2 separate regions of the Mus musculus genome follow, and region 1 is linked to region 2. The links are chromatin loops, found by intact Hi-C in ENCODE. Cell type or tissue: left cerebral cortex. All regions are shown on one strand.

Evidence for each region. Peaks named below come from ENCODE experiments on the same cell type or tissue, not always from the same donor. Only the 100,000 strongest peaks of a DNase experiment are listed, where the experiment ranks them.
Region 1: it touches region 2 in a loop (4-fold over the local background); 8 of 42 quality-filtered maps call a loop at or near these places.

Annotation. Positions count from the first base shown.
Region 1 is chr11:77,962,174-77,970,173 of GRCm38, forward strand. Sez6 (seizure related gene 6) reads left to right here. Exons shown (of 17, transcript NM_021286.4): 4 at 682-877; 5 at 6,729-6,914. Among named protein-coding and RNA genes, the nearest start is that of Phf12, 17 kb to the right of the region's middle. In left cerebral cortex, CTCF peaks have their summits at 5,161 and 7,802 (motif pointing right); DNase peaks (open chromatin) are centred at 3,760, 4,419, 4,502 and 5,150; H3K27ac peaks cover 2,380 bases.
Region 2 is chr11:77,890,469-77,898,468 of GRCm38, forward strand. Pipox (pipecolic acid oxidase) reads right to left here and starts at 3,404. Exons shown (of 8, transcript NM_008952.2): 1 at 3,199-3,404; 2 at 1,644-1,792. The coding sequence starts at 3,312. Gm29979 (a long non-coding RNA gene) reads left to right here and starts at 6,502. Exons shown (of 4, transcript XR_388869.4): 1 at 6,502-7,077. In left cerebral cortex, CTCF peaks have their summits at 3,702 (motif pointing left) and 5,736; DNase peaks (open chromatin) are centred at 538, 3,663, 6,652, 6,849 and 1 more place; H3K4me3 peaks cover 836 bases; H3K27ac peaks cover 2,979 bases.

The sequences.
Region 1 (8,000 bases), 72 kb after region 2:
TATTGATGGCTTCAGTTCAGAAAATATTGATGGGAAGGGAGGAGTGGGTTAAAGCCTCCAGGCGGGGAGGCTGTCGAGGAGGTCGCTTGGGTGATCTAGGTGAGCAATAATCGTGATGAGAAAGGAAGTGGCAGCCACGAGGAAGGCGACCGAACGGATCTGCAGTCCAGATGACCGAGTGGGTGCAGGGCATGAGGGGAGAGGCAAGGCGTGGGTGCCCAGGTAGTGAGTGAGATTATTGTCAGCAGCTTGGGGATCTGCTGGCTGGGGGAAGACGTGGTTCATAGTGAGGCAGGCTGGGCGTGAGGGGGATGTGCATCATATATCGGGAATGTCCAGGGGAAGCTGGGTACGTGGGTCTGGTATTTAGGCCCTCATGTACCATCAAATCTACAAACGAGAAAACAGACCCCAGAGAAGGAAACCATAGAAAGCCAACAGGGAGTTCTGCTCATAATCTCCGTGTGAACTTGGGTAACATGCTTAATATTCTTCTAACCAACCGTTGGGCCCCATCTCATACTTACGAGGAGGCAAGATGGGCTCTTCCTGTGTGAAGTGCCTAGTTTGGGGACTGTAGTATGCTATACAGTGTGTGACACTGCTGGAGTCACGGGCCAGCAGGGCTCAGGTACAAGAAGTCCTGATAGCACCGCTCTGTTCTCTCCCATCCACATGCAGGTGGAGAACATCAGCCTTCAGGAAGGGGAGACCATCACCGTGGAGGGCCTGGGGGGCCCCGATCCACTGCCCTTGGCTAACCAGTCGTTCCTGCTGAGGGGCCAGGTCATCCGCAGCCCCACCCACCAAGCAGCCCTGAGGTTCCAGAGCCTCCCGCTACCCGCTGGGCCTGGCACTTTCCATTTCCGCTACCAAGGTAAGGCCCGAGCAACTGAGAGAGGAGCCAGCCATGACTGGCTACTCTCCTGGGTGGCTTTGATGTCCTCACAGTCTGGGTCAGTGAGGAGCTGAAGGGACTTGACAATGACCATCTGGAGGTCTTTAGCGAAGCAGACTGGCTTTGCTTGCCCACCTGGGATCCAGCCCATGCCCCGCATGGCAAGTGGGGATGCCGCGGGAAAGGGGCAGGGCGTGATCAAATGGGCCATACTCTGAGGAGGTGAGTGGGCTTCTTGCTACCTGAACAGGTCTTGACATTGAACAGGTCATTTGGCTTCTCTGATTTTTTTCCTTTTATTTATTTTTAGTATACTAGTACTAAAAAAAATTAAGTTTTAATTTTTAAAATTTTGTGGATTTAGTGCACTTATTTGTTTTGTGTGAGGGCAACTTGTGGGAATCGGAGAGCTCCTTCTACCCTGTGGTCATCAGGCTTGGTGGCAGGTGCCTTTACATCTGGCCATCTTTCTGGCCCTCCTTTTTACCTTTTTTTTTTTTTTTTTGATTTTTTTTTTCTTTTTCGAGACAGGGTTTCTCTGTAGCCCTGACTGTCCTGGAACTCACTCTGCAGACTAGGCTGGCCTCGAACTCAGAAATCCACGTGCCTCTGCCTCCCAAGTGCTGGGATTAAAGGCCTGAGCTACCACTGCCTGGCTCCTTTTTACTTTTAATAAATAAGATAATTTCATGTTATATTGAGAATTAAGACTGATCCATTCATTACTGGTAAAATTTTAGAAATATTTTCTGTAAAATGTTTATTTATTTATTTATTCATTTATGCTGGGCACAGTGGCACACAGAGGCTGAGGGAGGCAGATCTGTATGTCTTTGAGGTCAACATGGTCTACACAGTGAGTTCCAAGCCAGCTAGGTCTATGCAGTGAGACTCTGTCTCAAAAAAAAAAAAAAAAAAAAAAAGCAAAAGCAAGCATATTTGATTGGGGGTTGGGATTTAGCTCAGTGGTAGAGCGCTTGCCTAGCAAGCGCAAGAACCTGGGTTCGGTCCTCAGCTCTGGAAAAAAAAAAAAAAAAGACAAAATAACAAAAAGACCAAAAAGACCAAAAAAAAAAACAAGGAAAAAAATTTGATTGGCAATTAATCTACTGTAATATTGCTATAAATACAGTCAAGTGTCCAACTTCACCACAATTTTTATTCATTTTGAAAGCATTTAAAACTATAGAAAAGTACAAAAATAAGACAGGCTGTCCACACACCACAGTTCAGAATAAGCCGGCATCTTTACAATCTTCACATATTATTTGTAGTCTTTAGCAAATACTTCAAAGGCATACCCTCCACACAAATACATAGACATACAGACACACACACACACAAACACACACACACACACACACACACACACACACACACACACACACACACGATGGCCCAGGACAACTTGGCATGAAGTGTTTTCTTTTTTTACCATGTAGGTTCAGGGGTTGATCTCGGGTCCTCAGCCTTGGCAGTCGACACCTTCACCGATGAATCATCTCACAGCCCTTATCTTACACCATAGCTCAGGCCGACCTCAAACTCACCACAGCACTAGGGCCTCGGCCTCCTGGGTGTAAGGATTACAGGCCCCAGCTACCATGCTGGCTAGAAACGCCACTCTTCCTTCTCTGCTCCTCTGTAGTCGCTGCCTGACCCTCCCTTTCCTACTGGGAAGGCTAAACCATCTATGCTTCAAAGTTAGTTACCGTTTGAGTAAAGCAAAAAGGTGCTTAGCATGCCCTCCACTACGGAAACCAGCATTACTCGGCTTGCAGGATGCATGCGGAGCGAGGCGAAGCTGGAGCTTCCTCATAGGGTTCCTTCTTGCCCACCCCTTCCCTGGGCTGGAAGTCTGTTCCGTCCTTTGCACAGGTTAACTTTAATTCAGACCCCCCCACCCCCCCTCGCGCACGTGCTAACAGGGGGATAATTGGTAAGAACAATCAAGACATTGTCTTGCGCTGGCATAGACCACTTCTGCAGCTCTGTAGGGGGGAAGAATTGATGGGGGGGGGGGGGCAGGCATCCTGGAGCTAGGAATGCTCTGACCCTGTCTCTTCATCTTGTCAAGGCTTTGCCATCCAAACTGGGGGGAGCAGCCTCTGTCAGCAGGGACCTTAATGCTGGGCAGAGGTTGTCCAGGCCCTCAGCAGTGGTAGGTCCCCACCCTGGCAGGGATGACCATCTGGGCGGCCCCTCCAGCCTCCCTAATGGCTCATCAATCCTCCTCAGCAGCAGGCATAATTTCATGCCACAGTAACCTTTTCTCTTGCTGCAAATTCCTTTGCACAAAACTCCAGTTCCCTCTTTGTGCTTCCAGACAAAAGTGGGAGAACACAACAGGGCCGGAGGCCTAGCAGGGGGAGCAGAGTCCTAGGAGAGCCTAGGGGAGCTGGCCCACTCCTGCTCTTTGTCCCAGCGGCCCTCCCTCCTCTGCCCAGTTTTTGTCAATGATCAGCTCTTTCCTTAATGAGTGTAATTCCCCTAATTATAGACTGTAATTAGCCCTGATCCCAGAGATGGGAACAGGAGGAGCGTGTGCTCACGGGCATTTCTCGTGGGCTGGAGAAAGAGGGTGCCAGGAGAGTGAGGGAGGGCCTGGGAACACACGCCTGCACCTGTGCAGGCAGGCGCTGTCCAAGCTGATGAAGGAGAGGGCACAGTCGTGAGCTTCCACACAGGCCTGTGGCTGGATAGATTCCTCTGGCCGGGTCCCAGTCCCCTAGTCCGGGTGGAGAGTCAGAGTGCCGGGGAGGCCCCTCCCTCCTGCATCCAAGCATTCCTGGCACTGGAGTTGGCTCCGAAACAGCCGCCAGCAAGAAAATAACTCAACAGATTGTGGTGGTGCAGACTCCCTGGGAACGGTTGGTTGTCATGGCAATAGGAAGCTCATCTTGGGAAGTGGCACTTACCCACGATGGAGTCTGGGGGTGCCTCTCGATGCTACCAGCCCCCTGCTTTCACATGATTCCAGCCCACTCCCTCCCCAGGTTGTGCTGGGACTCACGGGGAAGATGAGAGCGCAGGTGCTGGGTCTGACACCTGGCCTATGGCTCCCAGGGAGTCAGCTCCTCCTCATCCCCAGGCTGGGTGCAGTCCTCCCTATCCTCCCCGAGGGAGAATCAGTGACTTGCTGGACCAGCTCCAAGGCCAGCCTGGACTGTCACTCTCAGGTGTCTCTGACTCCACCGGCCAGGATCCCATATTAACTGGGGCCAGGTAGGAAGCAAAGGACCTCGAGAGGCAGGCAGGTACTCCAATCCCTACCCTACCACACTTCTACAGTATGACAAGGGTCAGAAGCCCTCTGACCCTCAGTCTCTCCCAACCTCAGCTTTCTTTATCTTTAAAATGGGTCAATAGCCCCTACCCTACCTTCTTTCTTCCGCGTGTATGATGGGTACTAGGCGAGAAGGGGCTCTTTAGAAACTAGACAGCACAGCAAATGTAAGAAGCTGTTCCTACTCGCAACGGCAAACATTAACAACCAGCTTTGGGGGAAACGGGGCAGAGGTAGGTGTGTGCGTTGTGCAGGCACTGCACATATGGCCTCCCGCTTAACCTCCCCAGCGCTGCAGGCAGTGCTCTAAATCACCGGTTAAACAAAGAAACCATCGAGGCATGGAGCAAAGAAGTAACCTGCCCAAGGTGGCAGTGTAGGAAGTAACGGGCAGAGTCTGCATTTAAACCCAGGGAGTCTGACCCCAGAATCCATCTCCTAAGCACTGCCCTCTCCACTGGCCAGTCACAACTAGCCTTTTATTGGTCAAGCCCTCAAAACTCTCTTCTTGTTTTCACATAGCAACTAAGTATATGACAGGTGGGGAAGGCCTCAAAACTGAGTCACAGTCAACTCAAGCTTTGGTAGCTCATCTGCCCAAAGGCAGCCCCTTTGTCTGTTCATATAAAGGCACAGAGCAGGGGAACACCAGGGCCAAAAAGGGGGAGTGGGTGCGCAGGGGAGTGGGGGTGGGTGGATATGGAGGACTTTTGGTATAGCATTGGAAATGTAAATGAGCTAAATTCCTAATAAAAAATGGAAAAAAAAAAAAGAGTTGTAAGACAAGAAAAAAAAAAAAAATAAAGGCACAGAGGCACAGTCAAGCCTTCCTTTTTACTTTTCTCCTTGTCTGCTCCAGGCATTCTACCTCTTAGACCCAAGCCAGACTCCCTCTTTATAAGCTATTCCTGGGCTTTAGCCTAAGGGTTGGGGTTTACCAGACAATTTTATGGGATTTGCTGCCCCTGTGTGGTCATAAATGGTACGACAACTCCCAAAGCAACCAGAGTGGCCAATCCCACCTCCAATTTCCAAGAAAGTGAGTGTGACTTTCTCACATCCGTCCCACTGTCCCAAAGTCGTTTGCAGGGCTGGAGAGATGGCTCAGTGGTTAAGAGCAGTGACTGCTCTTGCAGAGGTCCCGAGTTCAATTCCCAGCAACCACATGGTGGCTCACAACCATCTGTAATGGGACCCAATACCCTCTTCTCGTGTGTTCTACTCATATACATAAAATAAATAATCCTTTAAAAAAAAAGTCGCTTGCTGACCTGCTGATCATGTTTCTTAGTACTTAGTACTTCTTAGAAGCTACCCTAATAAAGCCTCACCAGCGTGACTGCCTAAACGTGAGCTGAACAAAACAACTGTAGATATGCCAAAGTACCCGGCAAAGACCACTAAGAGGGACCTACTAAGGGATGCTGAGATCCGGAGAAACAGTCTTCCCCATGGAAGACACACAGCAGTCGGTTATCCAATAGCAAATGGTCAGCCCTGCAAACACACATACCCGTCACATTATACAGACTGGGCAGGTCACGCTTAAGAACATATATGTATATACCTATACATATATTATTACATGTTAAGGTTAATGAAAAAAGAGGCCATACATTTGAAAATGAGTAAGGAAAGGGTATGTGGGAGGGCTCGGGTGGAGGAAAAGAGAGAAATGATGCCATTACATTATCATTTCAAAGATAGGAAAAAATAAAAACAAAGAGGCCTTTACTGTTGCCATCCGTCAAGGTTTGTCAGGTTTCATGGGGAGGACTGAGGACATCTTTGCTGCCTGATTTCAGTCTCTTCTTCTGAAACTCACGTCTGCTTCTTACAGGAAAAGTGACGTCTACAAGTCCTCCATAATGTTTTTCTTTTAGTGCCAAGGCTCAAACATGAGGGAACAAGCTACCACTGAGCTGTTATGTGTACACCCAAACTTCTAGATTTGTCATCATTTGGGTGCCAGAGGTCTAGCAGCTCCTGTATGGTTTCAGTTTAGCTATTTGGTTGTTTTTGAGACCTGGTCAAACTACATGGCTCAGGCTGACCTTGAACTCGGGACCCTCTGGTCTCAATCCCAGAGATTTCAGGTTCACAAGCATTTCCAGCCTCACTTAAGAAGTAAGGGGACAGCTTGTGTAGTGCGCTCTTAATCCCAGCACATGGGAGGAAGAGGCAGGTGGATCTGAGTCCTGAGCAGCCTGATCTGCAGGTCTGAGTTCCAGGACAGCCAGAGCTAGAGTCAGTAGCAGCACTCAGGAGTTGGACGGGGGAGGCAGGTAAGAAAACACCTAGAGAAAGCTTAAGTGTTACTGGGCTTGGGTAGGAACCTCTGTCTTCGAGCTTCCAGGTCTCTTGTTCCGATAACCAACCCCCACTTCTACAAGGGAACAAATGAGATGCCTCCGTGGGACTTCCAATGCATCTTCTGAGCCCAAAGGCACCTGGAGCAGGCTGTGCAGGCACCCCCTCCTCTCCCCCTCCCCCTCCTCTCCCCCTCCCCCTCCTTCCTCATTGTCACCCATTCTCTCTTCACAGCCTATCTCCTGAGCTGCCACTTTCCCCGACGTCCAGCGTATGGAGATGTGACTGTCACCAGTCTCCACCCAGGAGGCAGCGCCCACTTCCATTGTGCCACTGGCTACCAGCTCAAGGGTGCCAGGTTCCTCACCTGTCTCAATGCCACCCAGCCCTTTTGGGATTCCCAAGAGCCTGTTTGCATTGGTGAGTGGGTCCCCACAAGGAAGGCTCAATGTCAAACAGAGGAGCAAAGTGTGTGTGTGTGTGAGGGGGTCATTCTCTGATCTCCATTGCTGTCTGGAAGTTCAATTATTTCCTGTAAGAAAGACAGAAGATGGTCGCGCATCTTGGTATTGAGCCAACCTACATTTATTACCTGGGCATTATATGTGAGCATCACAGGTCGAGTTCAGAGTTGGTTTTCAACGTTGCATGGGTAACATGAATGCATGAATGTGGCAAGAAAGCAGAGCCCATCAGGGATGATTCTCGCCTTGGCAGACCGCTGGCCACAGGGCCCTCAGACACCTTCTGCAGTAGCTCTCTATGTACTACTACACCACCATTCCTTGACTGACTGCTAAAGAATGCTCAACACTGACCCCTCTGGCCTGGTCCCACCTTTTCTTCCCCGAGAAAGGCTGAGCTGCTTGTCTGGGCCCAGCAGTGAGGGTTTCTGGGCCACGTGACCACAGAGTTCATAGAAGGTAAGAGAAGGTAAGAAGAGGCAGGAGTCACACTTGGCTTATGCCCTGAGAACCCCACAGTTTCAGGAAAGGGGGGAAGAAGAAGCGTAGAGATGCTGGAGAGATGGTTCCGTGGCTAAGAGTACATGCTGTTCTTGAAGAGGACCTGAAATCTATTCCCAACACACACTCCAGCAGCGCTCAATTGCTGAACTCCAGTTCGAGGGTCCAATGCCCCCTTCTGGCCTCCTTGGGGGAGCCAGCAGTGGTTGTCTGAAGGCTGAGAGGCCATTGCACTGACATGTAAAAGTACACATTCATATACATGTAACTTTAAAAAAAAAAGAATTATTTATTGTATGCATATGAGTATACTGCTGCTGCTTTTAGATACACCAGAAGAGGGCACCAGATCCCATTACAGATGGCTGTGAGTCACCATGTGGTTGCTGGGAATTGAACTCAGGTCCTCTGGAAGAGCAGTCAGTGCTCTTAACCACTGGGTGATCTCCCCAGCCCTACATGTAACTTTTAAAAGAATAAACTAGAGCATAGGTTACTAATTCTGAAACAGGGGGTAAAAGGTACCAAGGAACAGTCATAA
Region 2 (8,000 bases):
TTGGGATTGCAGGAGTGCACCACCATGCCCAGTGTCATGGGGGTGGGGGCTGGGGATCAAACCCAGGGCCTTATTCAGCTAGGTAACATCCCGATGTCCTTGTTGCCTCCCTTTTGCTGTCTCTTGATCTTCCTCCTCTGTAGCCCAACAGACCCAGGATAGCAGGGAGAAACCTCAAGGATTCAAAGGTACCAGGCACTGTGCTGAGTATTTTCCAGACTCATTTAACCTTCAAACATCCCTATGAGATACAGAGAGTTCAACCACATAGCTGGTAGGAGTTGAGTCAGGAAGTAAAGCCAAACTGTGTGACACCAGGCATCTCATGATTGCCTGTCGGTCAACATTTGCTGGGCAGACTTCTGCCCTTCAAGGCTCAGCTCATCTCCTACCTAATAGAGCTCAGTAGTACTCACAGCCAGCAGCCAGAGAAGGGTCCCTTTTGCCAGGCCACTCCTCAGAAAGACATTCTCCTTTATTTGGGTGCTGGGTGTATTAGCTGTCTCTGAATAAATCCTTAATTAGCTGCCCTGGCTGTATTTGCATAATGGATTTCACTTTGTTCTTAAGTTAATGGTGTTTTTGTAACAGAACAGTAACCTCTTGGTTCACGGCCATTAAAATAACTGCCACCCTGTGGGGCAGAGCCAGGGTTATGTAAAGGAGGTTCAGTTAAGAGTTCAGAGGAGTAAAAGGGGGTGCAGGAGTAGTTTCTGGTTCCTCCCTGAGAGTGTCAGAAAGGCCACTGTCAGAGGAACCCTAAGGTTTGAAGCTGCTTCAGGGTCACTTCCTGGCAAGTAGTCTGGCCCCTGGAACACCTGCTTTTGTTCCCAGGGGATAGTGTATTAATAAAATGCATTTGTAGGGTTGTTGTGGGGATGAGGGTACAGCATAAAAAGGAGGCAGGAGAGACGGCTCAGTGGTTAAGAGTATTTGTTGCTCTTGCAGAAAATCAAGGTTCAATTCCTAGCACCCACATGGCAGCTCACAACTGTCTGTAACTCCAGTTCCAAGGTTGAATACTCTCTTTTGACCTTTCTGGGCACCAGGCACATATGTAGTTGCACATATAAGTATGTAGGCAAAACATCCATACACATACATTATACATACTATTTTTTAAGTTAGGACATGAGTTAGAATATAGATTTTAGCCGGGCGGTGGTGGCTAACGCCTTTAATCCCAGCACTTGGGAGGCAGAGGCAGGCAGATTTCTGAGTTCGAGGCCAGCCTGGTCTACAGAGTGAGTTCCAGGACAGCCGGGGCTACACAGAGAAACCATCTCAAAAAACAAAAAACAAAAAACAAAAAAATTATATAGATTTTGACGCAGGCCCTATAAGATGGCTCTGGAAGGCTTTGCGCAGGCCTGCTCTAGATACCTGTCCATGGTCATCCTCTAAGTTTTCAGAAAACAACCTGTAAGAGCCTTGGTCACAGGATCTAACCAGGCCTGGAACTCAAAGGTACAGAGGCCAGCAGCATCTGTGACAGTGAGCAGAAGGCCTCCACATGACTGGCACCTCCCTCCTGGGCTTGTGTCCCTCCAGTTGCATTTCAAGTTCACACCTTACAGCATCACACATTCAAAGCACCTGGAGGGATGGGTCCCCTGTGTTCCTGGTCTTCCTCCCTCGCCCACCTGTGTAACTGGGTTCCGGCTTCACGCTCCAGCTGGGCCCATGTCTGATAACATTCCTTCATCATCATCGTGTAGAAGTCCTCTGGATAAGCCTTTCTGATTATGCGGCTCTGTCCATGTGAGCTTCCTCGGGAATGGGGAAGAAAGAACTTGACAAGAAAGACAAGAAAGACAATGGAAGTCACTGCCCTTTGGCTCAGCCTTCCCTTTGTTCTTTAGGAGCCATCTTAGGCTTCAAATGGTTCCTTTCTAATCCTGGGGCCTAGACCTCTGGCCTTGCACAAAGGAGGCAAGTAGGTGCCCTGCAGATGAGCTATCTATTGCCCTAGACCTCTTTTTATTTCTTATTTGAGTCACTGTCATGTTATGTAGCCCAGGCAGGCCTTAAGCTTGCAATCCCCCTACATTGGTCTCCTGAGCAACTGGGATTTTCAGGTGCTCATCGCCAGGCCTAGATATTTTCAAATATTTCCATACTTCCAGGTCTCCTTGAGGCCCACTGATTGGCCAGGCATTCTGGTTAGCAATAGTACCTCAGCACTGACTAAATTTTTCCTTTTGTAAATAGCCCTGGCAGCCACCCATCCATTTGTTAATAACCTTCTATTATCCCACTGAATTCACACCCTGCTTAGATGCCTAGAAAAGCAGAGTCAGAAAACCTTCCAGATTATGCAAATCGAGCCCCATGGTTTTCCGGATCAGGAAAAGGATGTCATCTCACTGAGCCTTCAGGTACCCAGGATAAGGGAGCAATCTTAGGATTAGGGGGGTGCGGGGTGAAGCAAAATGGAGGTTTTCCTGCAGGTTGTAACAGAAATCCCTTGGGCTTTGGGAAAACAGAGGAACTGAAGACAATTCCCAGGATGTGGTAACCTGCTCAGAGAGCTGCAAGGCAGAATGGAAAGGAAGAAGCCACAGGGGTAGAAAACTCAACTTGACAGATTGCATAGGCCCCACCCCTGAGGGGCCCTGCAGGGTCCCAGTGCCACCCTCATTTGAAGCAGTCATGTGATCACTTTTCCTTTAAGGAAAGACGACCTGTGTCTTAGTTCCCGGGCATCAAGTGAGGAGGTCGCTGTTACCCAAAGGTGGAAGAATTCAACAGCAGCTCCTGCTAGGTTCTGGAAGGAGCAGCTGAGAAAACGCAGCTTTCTCCAAAGCTGGTACATCAGCCTTTGCCTCTAGGCAAAACTGTCTTTATTTAAGGTTACCCAGAGCAGAATTGATTCTTTTTCTGGTTGTATCAACCATGTGGGCAAAGACAAGACAGGGTTGCAAGAATGAAAAGAAGTGGGACACTTCTTGATCCGGGGCAAGAACTAAGAGACTTAAAAGAGTATACCAAGAAACCTCACGTGGACTTAAGGGTGGGAATTTTCTTTGCATTGTCAAGATCCACGTGAAGTGGCTACGAAGCTACGAAGTGCACAGAATTCCTGATGTCTGACCGTTTGGCTTCACTTATAGCCCAAAAATTCTGGAAAGCCCTCCCTAGGAGAGGAAAGAAGAGGGGACAGTCTTATATAGCAGAAGGGCAGAAGGCACAGTGTACCTGCTCCAGCAGGAGGACGCTCTTGGAGTGTTTGGCCAGGTGGTACGCGGTAAAGCAGCCCTGGATGCCTGCTCCAATCACAATAGCATCCCAGAAATCTGTCTGAGCAGCCATGATGCCACAAAGCCCACTGAAGAGAAGGCAAACAAAGGCACCTCCAGGCTACAGGGGGAGGAGGGAGGCAAAGTCCAGCTAAACTAGAGTTCCCACAATCCCTTGGGGCTCATGTCCTTGTCTTTCTTTCCCTCCCCAAAAAGCCTGGCACAGGGCTCAGCCTCCGCCTCCCCCTGCAGAGCAGAGCTGGGTGGACTGATTTGTGAGGTTTCGCCCAGCTCAGCTGCTAGCCTCACCCTTGCATCCCTCCAGTTTGCTATTCTTGGCTCAATTATTGTCATGCAAATGGCGCCTTCCCATGCCACCTTCCTGTCTCATTATGATCTTTGTCTCAGGACTTTGCCCGGAATTTCAATGCCTCCCAGACCAAGCTGGGCCCCGGGAATGCTGCCTCCCCCTGCTGGCTTCCCTCTCTGCAGCTTGATTTCCTCCAGAGAGCTACCCGGCCAGCCAAGAACTTGGCAGGATGCCCAGGGTATGGCCCTCCTCCCTGGTGGGTGGCGAGGTCAGGGGGTAGATGCAGGGGCCAACTGGGAGGGCAGTTTTGTGATTATGAAATCATTCTCAGTGTGTTTTACTTTCATGTTGAAAAAAGGACAATAAATGATCCTGAAGAGGAAAAAAAAAAATCCAGGAAAGGACAGTGCGAGGAAGAACCTTGTCCTCAGGCACACGGGGAACCAGGCACCAGCCAGCACACACAGGGGCCATGTGCAGAGAAGCCTTCTGTGCCAGGCAGCAGGCTCAATGGGGATTGTTACAGGCACTGGGGACAGAGCCAGGGTTGGCAGGTCCTGATTCTTATACACTTTGGGGGTCCATTTTAAGATAAAAGGGGAAAGGGGCCTGGAGGCTTAGCTCAGCGGTAGACTTTTGTGTTTGGCATGTTCGGGGTCCTGGGTTTAGCACCCAGCACTAAAAATAAAAGAGAAAAAAAAAAAAAAAAGAAAAAATTAGTCATGCAAAACTAGATGGCAGGACTTCGAAGAGACCGCTCAATTAGAGAGCCCCATGGTTGAAGTTTTATTAGCTTCCTGGTAAATCTGCCTCGGAATACATTATCTCATTAAATTCTCAGGATTTTTTTTTTTTTTTGTATGTGTGTGTGTGTATTTTTATCCTCATTTTTTTTGAGCAGATTAGAGATAGCCTCAAGTTCTCTGTCGGTTTTCCCATTACATGCTTGCCCAATAGAATACAGTGACTGCTACCCTCTTTCTGACCCAAGCCTTTGGACATCTTCTTGTGTTGAAGCACTCGTTCTTAGACCCTGAACCAACATGTTAGAAGTCCAGCCACTCTGTGAGAGAGAGAGATGAGAAAAGTCACACATAGGAAGAGAAGCCATTTTGGACCTTGTGTCCAGACAAACTAACCACCCATGACCTGACCCAGTCCATGGCACGTGACCCAACAGCCAAGCTGTGTCAGCATTCCCCAGTTTTATGAAGTAAAATAAAATGCTTGTTTTTAGACACTAACTTTTGAGGTTGGTTGTTTATAATCATAAACACACCACTAAACAGACAAAGATGGCAGGATCTGCCCAAGGACCCATTCTAGGTGTGCCAAGAGGCTAAGATGTGAACCCAGGTCTATCTGCTCCAAAACTTACTTCTTGTTAGTATTTTCTTTCGTTTTTTTTGGATACAGGGTCTCATGTATCGCTTAACTGGCCTCCAACCTGCTTTGCCTCCACAGGTGACCTTGAACTTCTGATTTTTCTGCCCCTACCTCCTGGGAAAATAGACCCGTACCATCATGTTGGTTTAATATGGTGCTGAGGACCAAACCCAGGGCTTTACCAATGAATGTTAGGCTGAAACTCTGTTACCTGAGTCACAAGCCCAGCCCGGGGACACTTCCCTCTCACTACAATGCTATAGTGACAATGAGAGAACTTATAGTCGTGATTCTGATTTTAACATTTTGCTGTGTATCTGGTGGCCATACAGTGGAAGAGAGAAAACAATGATGGGGGGGGGGGGCACAGTGGCTGACTGAATCCCCAGCAACACGTCCACAGACAATCCCCAGACTAGCCTTAGCAACTAGTTGTCTTCTGCCTGGTCTTTCCTTTCCTAGTAAAATAGGAACGCAAAGAAGGACTGCCATTTGACTGGATTTTTTTTCCTTCCTTCTGAGGGAGGAAAAAAAAAATAGAGTCTAAAGGTCACTGCATTCTGTCCCCTCCCTCCTCCCCAACCCCACAGAGGACAGGATAACATCTGCCTCATCGCTGGACAGATCCCTTACAGTAAAATAATAGCAGATATAACCAAGAAAAATATGGTACCCTGAGTGTGTAAGGGCTTGATAGAAATATATAAGATCGGCCCCTGGATTTCTTGTGATAAGATGTCAGCGGAGATGAACAGCTTGCACGCAAGGAAAAGCAGGCAATAAATCCTTGCATGGAAGTGTGCCCAGTCTCACCAGCAGGCGAAGAGAAGGGAATTAAATAACTCGAAGGTACTATTATGTGTCTATTAAATAAACAAAAATAAAAATGATACAACCTTATTATGTTGTCCGAGTTGCAATTCATACAGGGTCCCGTGGAGCGTTCTGGGGCCATGGACAGTAGGATAAAATAGTTCAAATATTCTGACCTAGAAATTCTACTTGGTGAACTATTCCCTCGGGGGAGGAGAAGGCTTTTATATGAAGACATGCATATCTGAGCTCTTATAATATTAAAAAATAATGGAAACGATCCAACATCGGGGAATAGCTAAGCAAATAGCTGACATGTTGATTCCAAATGGCAGGCATGAGTTCCCTGCTTTGTAGAAACGCAGATAGGAAATTGATACAGAGACACAGAACACAAATGACACACTGCTTACAACCGTGACTTCTGTGCATGCTGATCAAAGATCTAGGAAGAAATTGGTGGTGAGGTCATTGAGCTTACTTCTCATTAGTTCCCGTATTCTATGAAAACGGTGCCTCCATTCACAATTTATAAAAGGAGGAGAAATCCCCAGGGGAAACAAATGCTTCACTTCTCCCTGGCTACTGGATCCAGGACCTGGGAAGTTCTTTCTTTGTTTTAATCTCAGTCCTTCCTGCTGCCTGATATTGTTCAGTCCTCCATGGCCGCTGCGGGGAAGCTGCCAAGCCTCTCTGTATTCCCCCCACCCCCCGTTTAATATAATATCCCTTCAGAGATAAAATGACAATCCCATTTCCCCGTCCCTACTTCACAAGCTTGCCCTGGATTCCTGAACTCAAGCATTCTGCTTCTTGTTAAGAATTTCAAAAGGCGGCTCCTCCGAAAGCCGACACTGGCCACGGCCCAACCTTGAAATGAAAAGCAAATCTGCTTCTAAAGGCTTCCCCTTCTATCAGGATTGCCTGTCCTTGTGGATGTCCTGACAGGGGCAGGCAGAGAGAAGCGATCCCCTCAAATTCCATTTTAACACCCATTCCGGATCGGAGGAATATTAAAGGGCAAGCCAACAGCCCTACACCTTGCTGCTTGTATGTGTCAGCAGCCGTGGCTCATGTCCTGGGGCAGAGGCGCCGAAGATGTGAGGGCTGAGCTGCTCATCCGATGGCTTGATTGACACTTTGCAGACAGGGGTGGAAGAAGCGAGCCGGGGAAGCAGCAAGCTGTACAGCTCAGAAATAATGAGAGGACCCGAGTGGAGAGAGAAAGCGGAATAAATAAGAGAGACCTAGGAGTGCAGAGGGAGAGCCTTCTGCTCTGTTTTCTTCCCTGCCTCACTTGGCCAAGGAGCTGAAGCCTAGGGCAAGGAGGTAGGCAAACAGGGGATGAGCCCTACCCTGAAGGCAGATCCTGCCTGCTGCCTGGTGCGGGCTGCTGGCTGCCAGGGTTCCTGAATGCTTAAGAGGATGCTGGTTGTGGGAACGCAAAGACCAGGCTTTGCATACACATCGCTGACCCACTGGTCTGTCTCAGGTTGATTTCCAACTTCATTCCTGATCCCCGTAGGTCAGGTCATCTACCCACCATTTAAAGACATCCTTTAAATGGCAAATGTGGACAGGTTACTCCTCGTTAAAATTTTCTTCATAGCTGCCCTTTCCTATTAGGATAAAAATCTGAACTCCTTAGCTTGGCACGCAAGATAGCTTCCGTTCTGACCTCTGCTGGCGCCCACAGCTCCACTACTGACCCTTTCCCACTGAGTTCTTGGCACCTTAGTAACGCTGAGTGGAGAGAGGCTCCACCGATCACCTGATTTCCCAACTCCCAGGCACCCCCAGACACCCCCAAGCAGATGCAGCTTTTCCTATACAGTCTCTTCATCCTGCAGAGACTCCACTATAACAATACGCGTATTGTGCTGTAATTGTTTGCATGTCTGCCTTCCTCCTACACTTCTTAAAAGGAGGGAGTCTTCTTTCTATTGTCATATTTTGTAGGTAATACATACACAGGGAACAACAGTAAAATGTCCAAAAAAGAACGCTGTGGAATCTCTTTTCCACCCATCCCCAGAGCTCAATTCTCTATCAGATGTGACACTATCACTGTTGTCTTTTGTATCTTTTTAGAGGTGTTCTGTGAGTATACAAACATGCTTATACAGTATGTACGGTTGTGCGTGTGTGTGTGTGTGTGTGTGTGTGTGTGTGTGTGTGTGTGTGTGTGTATGCGTTCCTATATAACACCATGGTGTTCTCATTACCTTTATCTTGGTGTCCACATCAATCAT